Linked DNA regions of Mus musculus: region 2 is linked to region 1. The links are chromatin loops, found by intact Hi-C in ENCODE. Cell type or tissue: left cerebral cortex. All regions are shown on one strand.

Region 1 (8,000 bases):
TACCCTCTATCAGCAGACGTGGGAGACTAGCTCTCTCCTCTGAGTTTCAGTGGTCAGAGCAGTCTCTGCAGGCAAGCTCTCCTCTTTCAGGGAAGGTGCACAGTTGGTTCTCATTTGTATAAGGAACTGACACATTGATTTTTAAAGTGGCGGCACAAGTTTGCACTCCTTCCATCAATGGATAACCGTCTCCCTTCCTACACATCCCTGCTAGTATGAGCTGTCACTCGTTTTTATTGGTCTTAACCTAATATTATGCCAGATGTAAGATAAAATATCAAAGTTATTTTAATTTGTATTTCCCTGATGACTGGATATTATACCTCTACTTGGTATGTAGTTGGAAAAACCTTTTCTCATTCTGTAGACTGCTGTTTTGTCTGAATGATGGTGTCCTTTGCTGTGCAGAAGATTTGCAGTTTCATGAGGTTCCTAGTTGAGATAGTTAAGGCTTTACATTTTGGTTAGTGGTGCCTCAATTTGAATCTACTGCTTAAAACCTTTTTATTGATTCTTTGGAAATGTGTGTGGGGTGACTCCCTTAGGAATTTTTTCCAGTTCCATTCATCGACCTGAGCATTTCAAGATTTCATTTTTAACTATATAGTAATACTTTTCTTTGGAAATGTAAATTTTCTTTATTCATTTGTTCCAAAGGGGTTATCTAGTTTGTTTCTAATTTCTAGCTAGTATGAATGGAACAGCAATGGATGTGATTAAGCCAAAAAATAAATAAAACAAAAGAAAATATCTTGTCATCGAAGTTGTAGTGTGTCACAGCATATTCAACAGTATACCCTTCTGTCCACACATCTTCACTTGCAAATTTTCATTGGTCTGGTTTAAGTTTTCTGGTTTCTGTCACATCATCAATATTGTATCCTCAACACGACTCCTCCCAGTTATCCTGTTGTTGCCCCATGTCATGAATATCCTGCAGCTTTGGATTCATAGGACTGGCCCTTTTACATGCTCCAACAATTCACAGATGATATAGATTTGGGGATAGACCTATCCAAAGCCATATATGGCCAGTAATGACTGATATGGTCAGCTGACTCTCCTGCATCCACACCACCACAATGAGCTCACCAGTACTTTCACTCCTACCCAGTACCACCCTCTGCAGAAGTCAGAGTATGCTCTCTTGCTCTTATGACCTCAGGGCCAGCTTTCCTGACTACTGAGGATGGTGAGAGGGTGGGTTATACACCAGCTCTACTGTGCTGTCCAGGCAAGGTGCATGGCCAGCTCTCCCAAGTACTGCATCTGGCATGTGGGCAGGGCCAGCTCACTTGTTCTCAAGACCCCAAGATCCAGAAGTAGCAAGGGGTGAGGCAGGGGGGGACATCACCTCCACAACTGCATCACTTCACAGCAGACAAATGGTGGGGTCAGTTCAGTCACACTCATGCCCTCTAGTATGGCTCACTGGAGCACCTGCTGCCAGGGCTAGGTCCACTGTGCTGTCCTGACCAGGTGCAGGGTCATTATCTCTACAGTGTCACAACCAGTAAGAGGCATTCTGCACAGCCCCTGGACATATGTGGTCCTATGCAGCTTCCAAGACCATAGTCTCTAGTGGTAATATGAACCACTGACATTGACACCAGCCCCTGCAGCTGCCTGGCCATTGGTACAGACATGCCCAGCAGCAGCAGCATGGGGTGGGATGTCACCATGGTCTCAGATGGCAGGACTGGCTACGCACAATAGGCTATTCCTTTCCACCCTCCTGTCTCCAGTTCCAGCTCTTTTCATAATGATAAGACTGTTCCATTTCTCTTTCTCTCTCATCTGTCCATCACATATTTGTCCATTGTAGTGGCTCCTGCTGCAGGTGAGGCACTTGGCTGGCAGGCTTCTGGGTGATCTCCTTTTCCTTCTTATATGGCATGGTGGCAAGCAGGCTTCTAGTTGTTTATAGCATGCCTGCTGCAGACCCTTTTGGTCCCTGTCTGCATAGAATGGGTCTTTGGTTGCAGGTGGACAAGGAGTCGGTGAATGAATGACAGACAGAATCAACACAAGAGATTGTGTAGAATGTGAATGTAATTTTTCAAATTGAGCATCAAACTTTTTGCACAGAAGAAAATAGGGAAGTTAGGTGACACATCGCAATGCACAAATGAGGTTACCGGATGCTTAATGACTCTTACACAAAACAGAGGAATGTAAACACAAAGACTGGCAGGAAATGGGCAATAAAACAACTGAGACAAAGTCAGCTCTATCTAAGGTCAGCTATAGTCTTAGAAGCCAGGTGTGAGGACTTTACACTCCTAGGGCAAAGGCTTTCACACCCAAGTCATGGTTCTAATTAGGGAGTTCCACTCTAGCTAACCATCTCATGAATAATGCAATACTCTAAAAACACAGCATGATCTACTTCCTAAACCATTGTAAATTCCTGTGTATGGGAGTGACTTGGTTTTTATTCTGAGTGATAGTGTGTGTGGGGGGACATTTCTACTAATAAGTAATGTAGTATGCCATACATAACTATAGTAAGAATTCTAAACTTACTTTGCTAAGCTTGCCCTGAAATTTCAAACTCTATGTAGTAGATAGTAAAGCCTGATTTCTTTCACTATCTCTCTTACAATACTAGAGGCAATTCTGAATGTCACTGAATAGGCAACATTCTTACTGAATTCCAAGCCCAGGGTTGCCTCAAGGACTACCTAGGGCATTGGTGAAGGCTAGGAAGCAAAGTTCGATTTTGCTTAGGTATTTGGCAAGTCATTGCTTGGAGTCACCTATAACAAAACAATACTGAAAGGAAGCACACAGATCCATTCACAAGGACAAAATTGGAGCATACATGCTATGGAATGCCACAGTTCCAGGAGACTAAGTTTCCGTGAAAGTCTTTGTCTCAGGACTGCATCCAGGCTTTTGGCCTGTCATGAGTGTCACTACTGGAGTGGATGTAGCACCTGCCCATGTGGCATGGTAGCTGTTGAGTCTCTGAACATCTTCCCCCTCCTGTGCTGCAGAGCATGGCAGCAGGCAGGTCTCTGTGTTTCCTCTGCCTACCCACAGCATGTGTCATGGCTGCAGATGGGCTTCTATGTGTCTATTGCCCACCCTTGCCATGTAGGAGAGGGTGGGTTTCTCCTGCTTGATTCTTATATGCATACTATTTCACAACTATTCTACAACCTGTGTATTATGGTTAACATTTTGATTATACATATAGACATCAGAGCTGATACTAGTTTAGTGGCTAAAAACTACCTAACAAGTAAATATACTTGTAAATTTACTCTTGCTAAATTTTTATTAAGTTTACTTTTTGTTTTATTCTATAAAGCGATAAGTATTGAGCAGTCAAATCGTGTATGAAATGCTTATCAAAAGCCTGTAGATGGCAGTGCTGCCCTTTGCTTCTCACTTAACTGAAGGCTTTCTATAAAATTGCAAAGATAATTAGGAATTATACAACACTGGTTTCAAAACATAAACCTTAGCTGACCCTTGAGTGATTTACAAACTGAATAGTTCCTTGAAGTTTATGGTTGAATTTAACTTTCGATTTATTGAAGTGCATATAATGTTCATCAGCATAATAACAGGTAGATTATATAACTCCTACCCAGAGCACCAGGTCCTCTGCTGGAACTTGAGGTTCTACCCATGCAGTTATCAATGTAGGGGTCAGCAGGATGGCTAACAGCTGAAGATGGATGAAAATCTTTTGGATTCTGATGTTATAAATCAGTTAATAAACACATATGAATCAAAAAGTCTGATATTGTACATAATGATCAAAACAGATTATTTATCTCTGTTCTTAGTGCAATGATGCACTTGTAAGAGATATAAATTTTTATTTTTAAATTATCTATAATAAATTGTATCTACTTTTTAATGAGAAATAAGAAGACATTAAAATATTAAAACTACTGCTATTATTCCTTCTTTCTCTGTCTTTTGGAGAGTAAGACAGACCTCTTTTAATTTGTTTTAATGCTATGGGTCCCCAGTGCTGAATCATTCTCCTTCAGGGGTCTGCTTCCCCCAGGAGTGCTCTGCATTTAGCAGCTGGATTGTACAGTGATGCAGGGGAAATATTATCCTGTGATTTTGGAGAATTCTGAAAAATCACCCAGCACTAGAACTTAAAACTTGATATAACTTCATCTGAAGCTTTGTCATAGCTGCATTGCTTTTTAAAATTTTGTTCTATAACTTTTTTTTTATATACATATTTTGCTTCCATGTAAGCCTTCTACACACACTGTTTGGTTCAGTAGTACTAAGATCATTACTTTCTTAAAAACAATTTTTATTAGATATTTATTTCATTTACATTTCAAATGCTATCCTGAAAGTCCCCTATATCCCCCCCCCTGCTCCCTAACCCACCCACTCCCACTTCCTGGCCCTAGCATTTCCCTGTACTGGGGGCATATAATCTTTGCAAGACCAAGGGCCTCTCCTCCCAATGATGGCCAACTAGGCCATAAGATCATTACTTAAGACAATGAGCCCAAGGAGTGGCCAGAGGAAGTTAGCAGCAGTTCTCAGGTAAGTAGTCAGTCTAAAACAGTATTTCTCAGTTATCTCTTGGATTATATGAAGCTTTTATTTATTTAATTCACATGCATCAATTGTGCATGTTTATGTCATAGTATTACAATTAATTTAATCAGTATGTAATAATCAAATCAGTGTACCTTTTAAGTACTCCACTCAATACTATCTCTAGTCTCCTCTCCTCTCCTCATTGGCATGTTCCAGCCCCCAAGCCTGGCAGAGAATTCCTGCCAATCAGAGGACACACAGACCAGAAGATGAGAGGAAGCAGAAACCAAGAAACAAAACACCTATCCAACAAAGTCTAAATCAGAAATTGGTGCCTAAATCCATAATCACCTAGAACTCAGATGCCCAGAGACCAGCTTAAGAACACAATCAACATCAGCCAAGGCAATATGTCTCCACAAAAGCCCAGCTATCCTACTACAGCAAATGCTGAATATTCCAATACAGCTGAAGCACACACACACACACACACACACACACACACACACACACACACAAATTACCTTAAAATTAATGTTATAAAGATAGAGGTCTTAAAGAAGAAATAAATAAATTCCTTAAAGAAAGCCCACCCCCATCAAAAGAAAGTTTAAGGAAAGGAATAAAACTGTTCAAGGCCTGAAAATGGAAATAGAAGGGGAAAAAAAGCACAAACTTAGGGAATTCTAGAAATGAAAAATCTAATAAAGCTTACAGGATCTACAGAAGCAAGCTTCACCAACAAAATATGAGAAATGAAAGAGAATGTTAGGCACTGAAGATATTATATAATAAATAAATAAATTAGTCAAAGAAAGTATTAAATCTAAAAAGTTTTAACACAAAATACCCAGGAAATTTGGGACACCATAAAAAGACCAAAACCTAAGAATAATAGGAATAGGAGAAGAACCCCAGCTCAAAGGTCCAGAAAATATTGTCAACAAAGTCATAGAAGAGAAATTTCCTAGCCTAAAAAAGGAGATGCCTAAAAAAGTTCAAGAGGCATACAGAACAACAAATAAATTATACCAGAAAAGAAAATTCCCTTACCACATAATAAAATAATAAACATACAGAATAAAGAAAGAAAGAATATTAAAAGCTTCCAGAGGAAAAGAGCAAGTAACATATAAAGGCAGACCTATTAGACTTGCACATGACTTCTCTGTGGAGACTCTAAAGGCCAGGAGACCTTTAGATGTCCTGCTAACTCTAAGAGACCACAGATGCCAGTCCACACTATTATACCCAGCAAAACTCTCAATCACCATAAAGAAACAATATTTCATATCGTATAACAATATATTCATATCGTATAAACACTCAAATTTATACACTATCTATAAGCCCAGCCTGGCAGAAGATACTAAAAGGAAAACTCAAATCCAAGGAGATTCACTATACATATGAAAACAGAGGAAATAAATTATCCAACACTAGCCAAACGAAAAGAAGGGAAACATGCATGCGCGCGCGCGCACACACACACACACACACACACACACACACAAATTGCCACCGCCACCACCACCACCACCACCAATTAAATGATAGTAATTAACAATCATTGGTCACTCTTGCTCCTCTCTTGCTCCTTCTCTGCTTCCCTTTTCCCTTCTCTCCCCATTCCCTTCCCCCTTCTCTCTCCATGTGCTCATGGCTGACCTCTACTCCTCTCTCTCTCTCTCTCTCTCTCTCTCTTTCTCTCTCTGCCTTTCTCTGCCTGTACTACTCTCACCTCCCCATGCCCTGAATAAACTCTATTCTATACTAAAAAAAATGGTTATTGACATATCTCAATACTAATGGGATCAACTCCCCAATGAAAAGACACAGACTAACACAATGAATGCAAATACAGAATCCATTCTTTTTCTGCACACAAAAACTATAACTCAACATCAAAGATAGACATTACCTCAGAGTACAGGATTGTCAAAAACTTTTTTCCAAGCAAATGGATCTAAGAAGGAAGCTGATGTAGTGATTTTAGTATCTACCAAAATAGACTTCCACCCAAAGTTAATAAAAAGAAATGGGAAGGGACATTCATACTTACTCACCAAAGGACAAATCCATCAATGATATTTAATTCTTGCCATCTATTCCCTCAAAGCTAGGCCATCCACACTTGTAAAAGAAACATTACTAAAACTTATATAGTACACAGTGACCCTCACACATTGATAATGGGAGACCTCAATACCTCACTATCACTAAAAGACAGGTCATCAAAAGAAAAACTAAATAGGGAAATACTGAAACTAACACAAATAAAATGGAATGAACAGATATTTACAAAACATTTTACCCAAACACAAAAGAATACACATTGTTCTTAGCACCTCATGGAACTTTCTCCAAAATTGACCACATACCCTGTCACAAAACAAGTCTCAACAAACACAAAAAAATTAAAATGTGTCTTATCCTACCACCACAGAATAAAGCTGGATTTCAAAAACAACAGAAACACTAGAAAGCCTACAAACTCATGGAAACTGAACAATGTTCCATAGAATAATAACTGGGTAAAGACAGAAATAAAGAAGAAAATTAAAAACTTTCTAGAGTTTAGTGAAAATGAGTTTACCACATACCCACACTTATGGGACACAATGAAAGCACTGTTCTCAACACTAAGTGGCTACATAAAAACAATGGAGAAATTAAACAACTTAAGTCTTTAGAACAAAAGAAGCAAACATACCCAAGCGGAGTGAACAGCAGGAAATAATCAAACTGAGGGTTGAAATCAATACAATAGAAACAAAGAGCAATTCAAAGAGTCACTGAAACAGCATTGATTCTTTGAGACAATGAACAAGATATGCAAGCCCTTATCCACACTAACTAAAATACTGAAAGAGAATAGCCGAATTAACAAAATCAGAAATGAAAAGACACCAAGAAAATCCAAATGGTCCTACTTTTAAAACTTGTAGTCTATGAAATTGTAAAAAATAAAAAGAAATGGATACAATTTGCAAAACATATAAAACTCAAGAAGAAGGAAGACCAAAGTGTGGACACTTCAATCCTTCATAGAAGGGGGAACAAAATACCTATGGAAGGAGTTATGAGACAGAGTTAAGAGGAGAGACTGAAGGAATGACCATCCAGAAACTGCCCCACCTGGGGATTTATCCCATAAACAACCACCAAACCCAGACACTATTGCAGATGCCAACAAGAGCTTGCTGACAGGAGCCTGATATTGCTGTCTCCTGAGAGGCTCTGTCAGTGCCTGACTAATACAGAAGTGGATGCTTACAGTCATCCATTAGATGGAGCACAGGGTCCCCAATGAAGGAGCTAGAGAAAGTACCCAAGGAGCTGAAGGGGTTTGCAGCACCCTAGGAGGAACAACAATACGAACTAACCAGTAACCCCAGAGCTCCTTGAGACTAAACCATCAATCAAAGAAAACACATGGTGGGACTCATGGCTCTAGCTGCATATGTAGC
Region 2 (8,000 bases), 1.5 Mb after region 1:
AAAAATTAAAAGGCTCACACAACATTATAAAGGTTCACCTATAATTCTTCAACTATTTCCATGTTACTAGGGAACTCTTTTTTTTTTTTTTTTTTTTTTTTTTTGGTTTTTCAAGACAGGGTTTCTCTGTGTAGCCCTGGCTGTCCTGGAACTCACTTTGTAGACCAGGCTGACCTCAAAGTAAGAAAACCGCCTGCCTCTGCCTCCCTAGTGCTGGGACTAAAAGCGTGTGCCACCACACCCGGCACTTGGAAACTCTTATACACTTAATTTTCTTAGCTTCTAGAAAAAAAAAAGAATTGCAGTTGACTCTCACTGTACTCTGTTATCTGTTAATCTACCCACTCCAAATCTGTCTGTAATCCCAAATCACTGGATTTGCAGGTTATGCTGAGAATAGGAAAAAATTGATGTCTTTCAAGACTTCATTCCTGTGAAGTCTGATAGAGCATCTGGAATCACACTGCAATCAGGCGTCCAGCCTATGGCCTACTCAGTGCATAGTTAACAAGTATTTGTACCTTTTGTTTATCATTTCACTGTTCAAAATGGATCCAAATAGCCAGGGATGAAATTTTACAACTATAACCCCACTAAGACAAACAGCCAAAACATATCATGCTGCTTTCAAGAATCAAGCATCTTCCAGCTGAGCTCTGCAGCCCTCACCCTCCACCTACTGTTTAACCAGCCCTTAATGAGGTGCTTAGAATGACTGAAGCTTTAACACAACTAAAAAAAAAAACCTAGAACAGATGGGTCAGAAAGAACAGTAGCAAGGATTCTGTGTGAAGAGGAGGAAGGCTTCCCAGGGGGTACTAAGATGGTTACTACTGAGATCAGGGTAAGGGCTGAGGGAGAAGCAAGTGGAGAAAGACCATAAGGACTGGGTTTCCAAAGTTGGTGCCCTGTAGTGTGACCTCAGAAATCCCTCTCCCCAGTGCAATTCTGGATAAGCATATACAGAGAATAATACTAAGAGAAATGGTGTTTATGCATACATCATGATATATACATGCCAGAAAACATCTGGTGAAATTTAAAAAGAAAAATGAGGTGTTTGCTTAACTATTATTGTTAGAAGGTATTAAGTCTGTTATTTCAATTTCCTATAAGAAAAAAGCAATCAACAAATCAATTGGGAACCCCCAGTAAGGAAGTTACCGTAGCTGCACACAGTTCCCAAGCTCTGGGGGAATCTGCAAAAGGTCATTGTTTTGAAGGTCTAAAGTATTCAGATTTTCCATCAGCTTCATCTTCTGAGGGTCCACAGAGCCAACCTGATTGTTACTGATCAGAACCGCTTCCAGTGTGGAGATTCGATACAGAACTTCAGGAAACACTTTGAACCTGTTACAATGTGAACACAACAACTTCATGTAATGGGCAAGAGTTACATCACCCTTAAAAATGGATGACTCTGTTTAAGTGTGCTTTAAGTTCTATAATCAAAATTTCCCTTTTTTTTCGAAAACAATTTTTTATTAGATATTTTCTTCATTTACATTTCAAATGCTATCCTGAAAGTCCCCTATACCCTACCCCCGCCCTGCTCCCCAACCCACCCACTCCCGCTTCCTGGCCCTGGCATTCCTCTGTACTGGGGTATATGATCTTTGCTAGACCAAGGGCCTCTTCTCCCAGTGATGACCGACTAGGCCATCTTCTGCTAGATATGCAGCTAGAGACACAGCTCTGGGGGGTATTGGTCAGTTCATATTGTTGTTCCACCTATAGGGTTGCAGACCCCTTCAGCTCCTTGGGTACTTTCTCTAGCTCCTCCATTAAAGACTGATTTTGGAACACATACTCAGCAGACATAGAAGATACTATTGATTATAAGAATCAAAATGAGCAAAAGCTGAGGCAAAGCTCCTCACTGATGGGCAACATATCTTGAGGTGTCTACAGGCCACCCTCAGGAAGTTACTCTTTCTTGATCTAATTTTGTTTAGGCTTCCAGAACAAGGGCATTTTGCATTCTTTCAAGATTCCTGACCATCACAGACACAGGCTTCATTGTCCAAACCAACCTATCAGATGCCAAAGACAGGTGTGCCTGGCTAACATCTGTTTACCTCAAGGCACCACTTTCCACTACAACAATCACAATTAGTCAGATGTTTATCTTTCTTCTAGACTATGGGTTTCTTGCAGTGGTAAAACAAACAAATCAGCTAAGCACCAATCATGAGATTTCTAAGCAATATTACATTCAAGTAGAATCTAAATGAAAATAAAATCTGCTAGTAAAATATGATAAAAATAAAGGCTTCTGATCTATCTGGCTCCCAGATGTTTCCTCACCTGTTAAAGGAAAGATTGATCGTTTGCAGTTTTGTCAGTGATGACATCTCTTCAGGCAAAGAACTTAAAAAATTATTCCTAGGTTGAAAATCAAAACACAATTTTTAAAGTTTGAAAACCTTTACTGTTTAAATCCCAGGAAGAATAAAAAACACACAAATATGTTTGTCAATTCTTATTAATCTGATCTCCTTAGGATGACCCTAGGAAGTGGGGTTGGTAGTAGTTAATGACACAAGTCTCCTGCAGCCTTTTGTTTCTATGCACAATGATTGACTGTACACACTCTATTGCACAGTGACTGTCTGTGCACTCTATGTTACACAATGACTGACTGTACACACTGTGTTGCACAATGACTGACTGTACATGCTATGTTGCACAATGACTGACTGTATACACTGTGTTGCACAATGACTGACTGTATACACTGTGTTGCACAATGACTGACTGTACACGCTATGTTGCACAATGACGACTGGCTGTGTATGCTATGTTGCACAACGGCTGTTCACGCTATGCTGCAGAGCTCACACCTGTCCTATTCTTTTTCTTCAGTCTTTCTGCTGTGAGACATGGAAGCAGATTTAATTCTTCTATCAGAGATTTAAGGGACAGTTACACAGAGAGACATATACACAGAGCTTGGGGCAAAAAGAAGGAAACAGCAGCCGTGGGGAGCTCCCTTCCTTTTGTTCCATCAGCTTTATGCTCTGCTACCCCAGAGAAGTGAAAGCTCCATAACTAGGGCACACCCTCCTGCCTCAACTGTACTTTATGCCAACTAAAAGTACTCTAGCTAACCACAGGAAGCATTAGCAAAAATGCAGGCCCTAAAAACAGAGTTTACAAGTACAATGTTAATGCTGTGACCCTGGGATGCACAGTATCACCCTATGAGCTGCTAGCTTCCCACTGAATTTGTTTAAATCTAGCTTGCTATGATTTCCAAACAGCATAAGGTAGGTTCTCTCTCTCTGCTCCAGGCAGGGCTCTTCTGCTTGACCTATCTACTGTCCTGGTTGGGCCTGGTGCAACCGCAGGGCTGCTCAGAGGGGTGGACATGCTGCTTAGTCACTATCTACTTCAGCGACAAACAAGAGGAAGGAAACAGTTTCCATGCACGAACTGCCAATTTACTTAGGATCTAAAGAATATATATTGATTAAAAATACTTTAGATAATTTTATCTCACCACTTAAGTTATAAGCTACTTACAATTGACAGTTAAAATGCCTAAATAAGTTAATTTTACATTTCCCCTAATATACTTAATACACTAAAGACCAAATTCCATACTCACCAAGAAAATACAACATAAAAACTCAAAAGATGAATCATAACATTTAAGATGTCAAGTGACAGAATTATCAAGTACCTTAAATCTAAAAATGTCAATTTCTGAAGCAAGCATAACTCGTGGGATATAAATGAAAGCTTGTTAAAACTGAGGTTGATATCCAACACCATTTCCTTCAGCTCAACAATCCTGAAACAAAAACAATTTTAAATATCAGCACTTACTCAAAACTGAACCCATGATAAGAGGAAGAACAGGACCTTACTTCCTCACAGAAACTTCAGAAACTGGCTGTGCAAAGACTAAACATCTTAAAAACCACCTTACCATGACTGACCAAGGCTTCAATCTGACAATGGATGGATACTGAAGTTTAATTTAAAAATTCACTGATTATACATTTAACCAAATCATGACACAAAAGAGAAAAATCAGACCTAGGTGGCTTCTATAGCATTTTATTTTGGCAGTGAACTAAATTCATGAAGTGTTTTGTTAGACACTGATATCACAGCATTTTAGACAGCATAATGGAGAGAAAGCTAAGATGTTAAGAGTACTGGCTACTCTTTAGAGGACCCACTTTTGATTCCCAGTACCCACGTGGCAGCTCACAGCCATCTGTGACTCCAGTTTTAGAGGCTCCCACACGCCTCTGTCCTCCACAAGCATCAGACATTTAAGTGATTCACTGATGCAGACAAAACATCCATACACAGAAAGTAACTTTTTAATTTGATCTATCCATTTTTTTTTAATATTTATTATCTGAATTAGCATTAAATATAATCATGGTTAAAACAATATCTGAAAACAGTTTCTAAGTCTGGCAAGTGCCACCCCTAAACGGTGGAGGTCCAAGTGTAAGGACTGACCATCTCTAATAAGCCTAACCAAGTTTAAACATTTTAATTATGTGACTGATATAATCTACCACATAACAAACTTTTTTTTTTTTAAATCTACCACATTACTAAAGAGAAAGAAAGAGAAGACCATCACAGCTGGTGATGCAGGTGCAGGGAGGCGGTGAGCTTCAATGAGTAACTAACAATCTTTAAAAATGTTATTGGGTATATATGTACTAAGGGTCATATCTCTCAACACAGTAGTTTTTCTGGAAATTTGGCTTAAAGAAACAGTATGTTTTTTTAATTGCTACAAGGAAGGACCCTACTTACTTATACACAGCTAAGATAGATTTTAAAAATATTACTTATGAAGTTGGGAAATACAAAAAGAATCCAATAGGTAAATACATATGGTAAATAAAGCATTCAAGACACAAATTACACATAAAATTCCAAACAGCTTAAGATAAAATGTCATTAACATATATATCAGTGATAAGACTGCATGCAACATCCTTCCATTTCATCCAGTCCTTTATGAATACTCATTATGAATTATAAGTTTTAGCTATAAGAATAAGAGCATGCTTAGAAATACTCTAGAGCAAGGTGTGCTGTGTTCTTTGACTTTATAAGTTGCTGTTGAAAAACACCAAGCATCCCTGGTAAGAGAATTGCACACTGTGTAAGAATGAGACTGTAGAATAAAGTAGTAAGTACAGCCTATGTACGCAGGGGCTTCCCCTGCAGCTCTCCATCTTGACTCCATTAGTTGGCATGATCCACGTCTGCCCAAACAAACCATGTACATCTGGGATCAAATCAGACATCTTTCTAGCCCTTCAACAACAGGAACAAAAAGATGGACAGCTCTGCTTTTCTAACAGGCTATCTTGCTTCAAGACCTACATCCCAAGTGTTCTCTGTAAATGTGACACATTTTATAGTTTGCTCTTTTAAACATTTGAAAATCTGGGCAGTTCTATGAAGCAATTCTTATACTTATTTTTTCTTTTGATATAGCAGTCTTTACCATTCCATCAGTTCCCTTGTGCTTTGTCATTTTCTATCTGCTTTCGTTAGGTGTCCATGTGTCGTGTCTACTAAGACACTGAGCATGATGTCATAGGTGAGAAAGCTAAGAGCAGCTTGTCACAGACAAACAGCACACTCAGCTGTACTGCTGCGATTCCTCACCAGGACACATCCTGTCCTGTAGTCTGTGTATAGTGAGAGGTCATTCGTTTGCCAGCATCATTTGGGTGCAGACAGTTAACAAACTCTGTTGAAGTTCAACAATATACTAGTTTTCTCCTTTAACTGGAAGATTTTGTTAATTAATGCCAACAATGACATACTGAACAGAAGAAAGTACAACATAAATAGCAACTAGTGGCTAGAGTGGAAGGTCCTCTGCCTAGAAGATGACACTAGCAGTTCATGTTTTTGGCTTTAGTTCTAAAGGAGAAAAATCAATCACTCATGTTTCTCTAGCCTGAGCCTGCAAGTGAAACCCCTCTGATCCACTGTGGGTCTGGTACTTGGGTGGCTGCTCAAGACTCTCCCTGCCATACTGCATTATATAAGACGAATAATTTTAGAGCTAATAATTCTAACACCCACTTCCCAAGTTCACAAAGTAAGGTTGGAAGTTTTAAGATCCTGTACATCTCTCAGAACAGTAGAACCACAGTGTGCAGCATTCTCTCACATTAATAGTTCAGGAAACTAACATTCATTTGTCAAGACACAACAAACAGAAGGCCCAGCTCAACAGTGGATCACTGGACAATCCTACCTTTGTGGAATCTCGCACAGCTGATTTTTGCTGAAGTTGATGGAAGTGATGAGGGTCGTTTTTGTGGCATCAAATAGGTCATCAGGAATCAAGGTTGCTTGTTTATCACTAAAAGTGGTTCAAAAATAAAAACATTCTCAACATTCCAAAAAGATGTAATCACCATTCCCCACATCTGAAGGCTTTTACAGATTTTACCAAAAAGTTCAAGGTAGCTGAAGAAGTTTTGTGAGGTCAGGACGCTCTGTTCATCCTCAGAAGCAGAAACAGAAACAGAAGCACTTGGGAAATCCAGAAACTCACAGAATGCATGGTCCACTTCTCTACCTGTGCTTGGAGCTTAATCTAATTTTATAACTAAGCTTTCCTTAAAATGTGGGCAATCTGTGAGCTTTGGTGACTGAAGACTGGCAGGTGTACCACTGTACTAAGTTAATGCGTGTAATCACCTACACTACTTCTCGTGCTTCTATTATGTGGAGGTGGAGGAGATGCAGTAGGAAAAAGGCTAAACTCACTGTTGGTGCTGCCACACTGTTGAGCGTTGTAGCTTGTCCTTACTTTGGGATTAGAATCTCAGGAGTAGTCTTCAATACTTACTCCACTGGTTTTGCAAATGTAAATATATATAATGCCCTAAAGTTAGAGGATTACAGAACAGGTACAGGGGAATTCAAGCTGTTAGTGTGGCTAAGTGACTGCCACACACATTACAGGGTGGCAACAAGAGGTGAGAACAATGGCAATGGAGATCTTCACTGCGAAAGGGTTCCTCCCAGCACATAGATGAGGAGCCACATGACTGTTCATAGACTCTGTATCTGCCTATAGTCTATATTCCTACATCTCTCTGACACCATACAGAAAGGAGGATCAGCAAAAGTGTTGGCAGCATTACTCATCCTCACTGCAACTGCTTCACTACTGAAGCACCTGAAGGATTATCCAGCTTCTTTCCCTAATATGATAATCTTCCACAATACTTAAGAGTCTTTAGTGCTTTCCCTTATTCTGTACACAGACATTGTCAGTGCTTTGGTGTTACTGTGTTCCCAGAATGCAGTGCAACTATGAGACATCTCAGTTCCATTCACAAACATAATCACTTCTCAAGCTGCCTGTTAGTCAAGTTTTAATTAAACGATAGTTTCTTATTTAACATATCCACCCTCAAACATGAAATGCTCTCTAAGTGCTAGTGAATTTGAGAGCTTAAATACCAAACTCTCATTCATAATTCTTATAATAAAATCTTACCATAAAAGGTTAGCATTAATTCACCTACCTGTCTCTCTCATATTTTACAATTGATATTGCTTTGTGTCAAATATCCTTGATAGGGGAGAGTAGGAAGGAAGAGAATGAAAGGACTGCTACAGCCACCTGCCTCCTAGACACTATCCAGGTAGATGGAGCACCGCCTTATACCAAAGCCCACCTCATTCCCAACAAAGGTATGTGTCCTTTAATAAAAACCACACTCTGGCTAAGTAGTTAAAGGCATTGACTGCTCTTCCAGAGGACCCAGGACTGATTCCCAGGACCCACATGGTGGTTCACAACTTTCTATACCTCTAGTCCCTGAAGCTCTGACATCTCTTTTGGCCTCCTCAGGTACTAGACACATATGTGGTGCATATGCAGGTAAAACATCCATGCACACAAAATAAAGTAGATTGTTAAAAAAAAAAAAAAGGTCCAGAGCACACGTTCTTCCCAATCCTTAATTTCACCACGGTAGTCC

Evidence for each region. Hi-C counts contacts between places; a loop is a spot of excess contacts. Peaks named below come from ENCODE experiments on the same cell type or tissue, not always from the same donor. Only the 100,000 strongest peaks of a DNase experiment are listed, where the experiment ranks them.
Region 2: it touches region 1 in a loop (4-fold over the local background); 2 of 42 quality-filtered maps call a loop at or near these places.

What each region holds. Positions count from the first base shown.
Region 1 is chr3:159,543,887-159,551,886 of GRCm38, reverse strand. No RefSeq gene overlaps it. Among named protein-coding and RNA genes, the nearest start is that of Rpe65, 51 kb to the left of the region's middle. In left cerebral cortex, a CTCF peak has its summit at 3,377 (motif pointing right); a DNase peak (open chromatin) is centred at 3,401.
Region 2 is chr3:158,057,034-158,065,033 of GRCm38, reverse strand. It overlaps Lrrc40 (leucine rich repeat containing 40), which reads right to left. Exons shown (of 15, transcript NM_024194.6): 11 at 6,257-6,364; 12 at 3,686-3,796; 13 at 2,308-2,385; 14 at 1,165-1,350. Among named protein-coding and RNA genes, the nearest start is that of Lrrc40, 24 kb to the right of the region's middle. In left cerebral cortex, no CTCF peak of the experiment used is centred here; DNase peaks (open chromatin) are centred at 698 and 4,219; H3K27ac peaks cover 311 bases.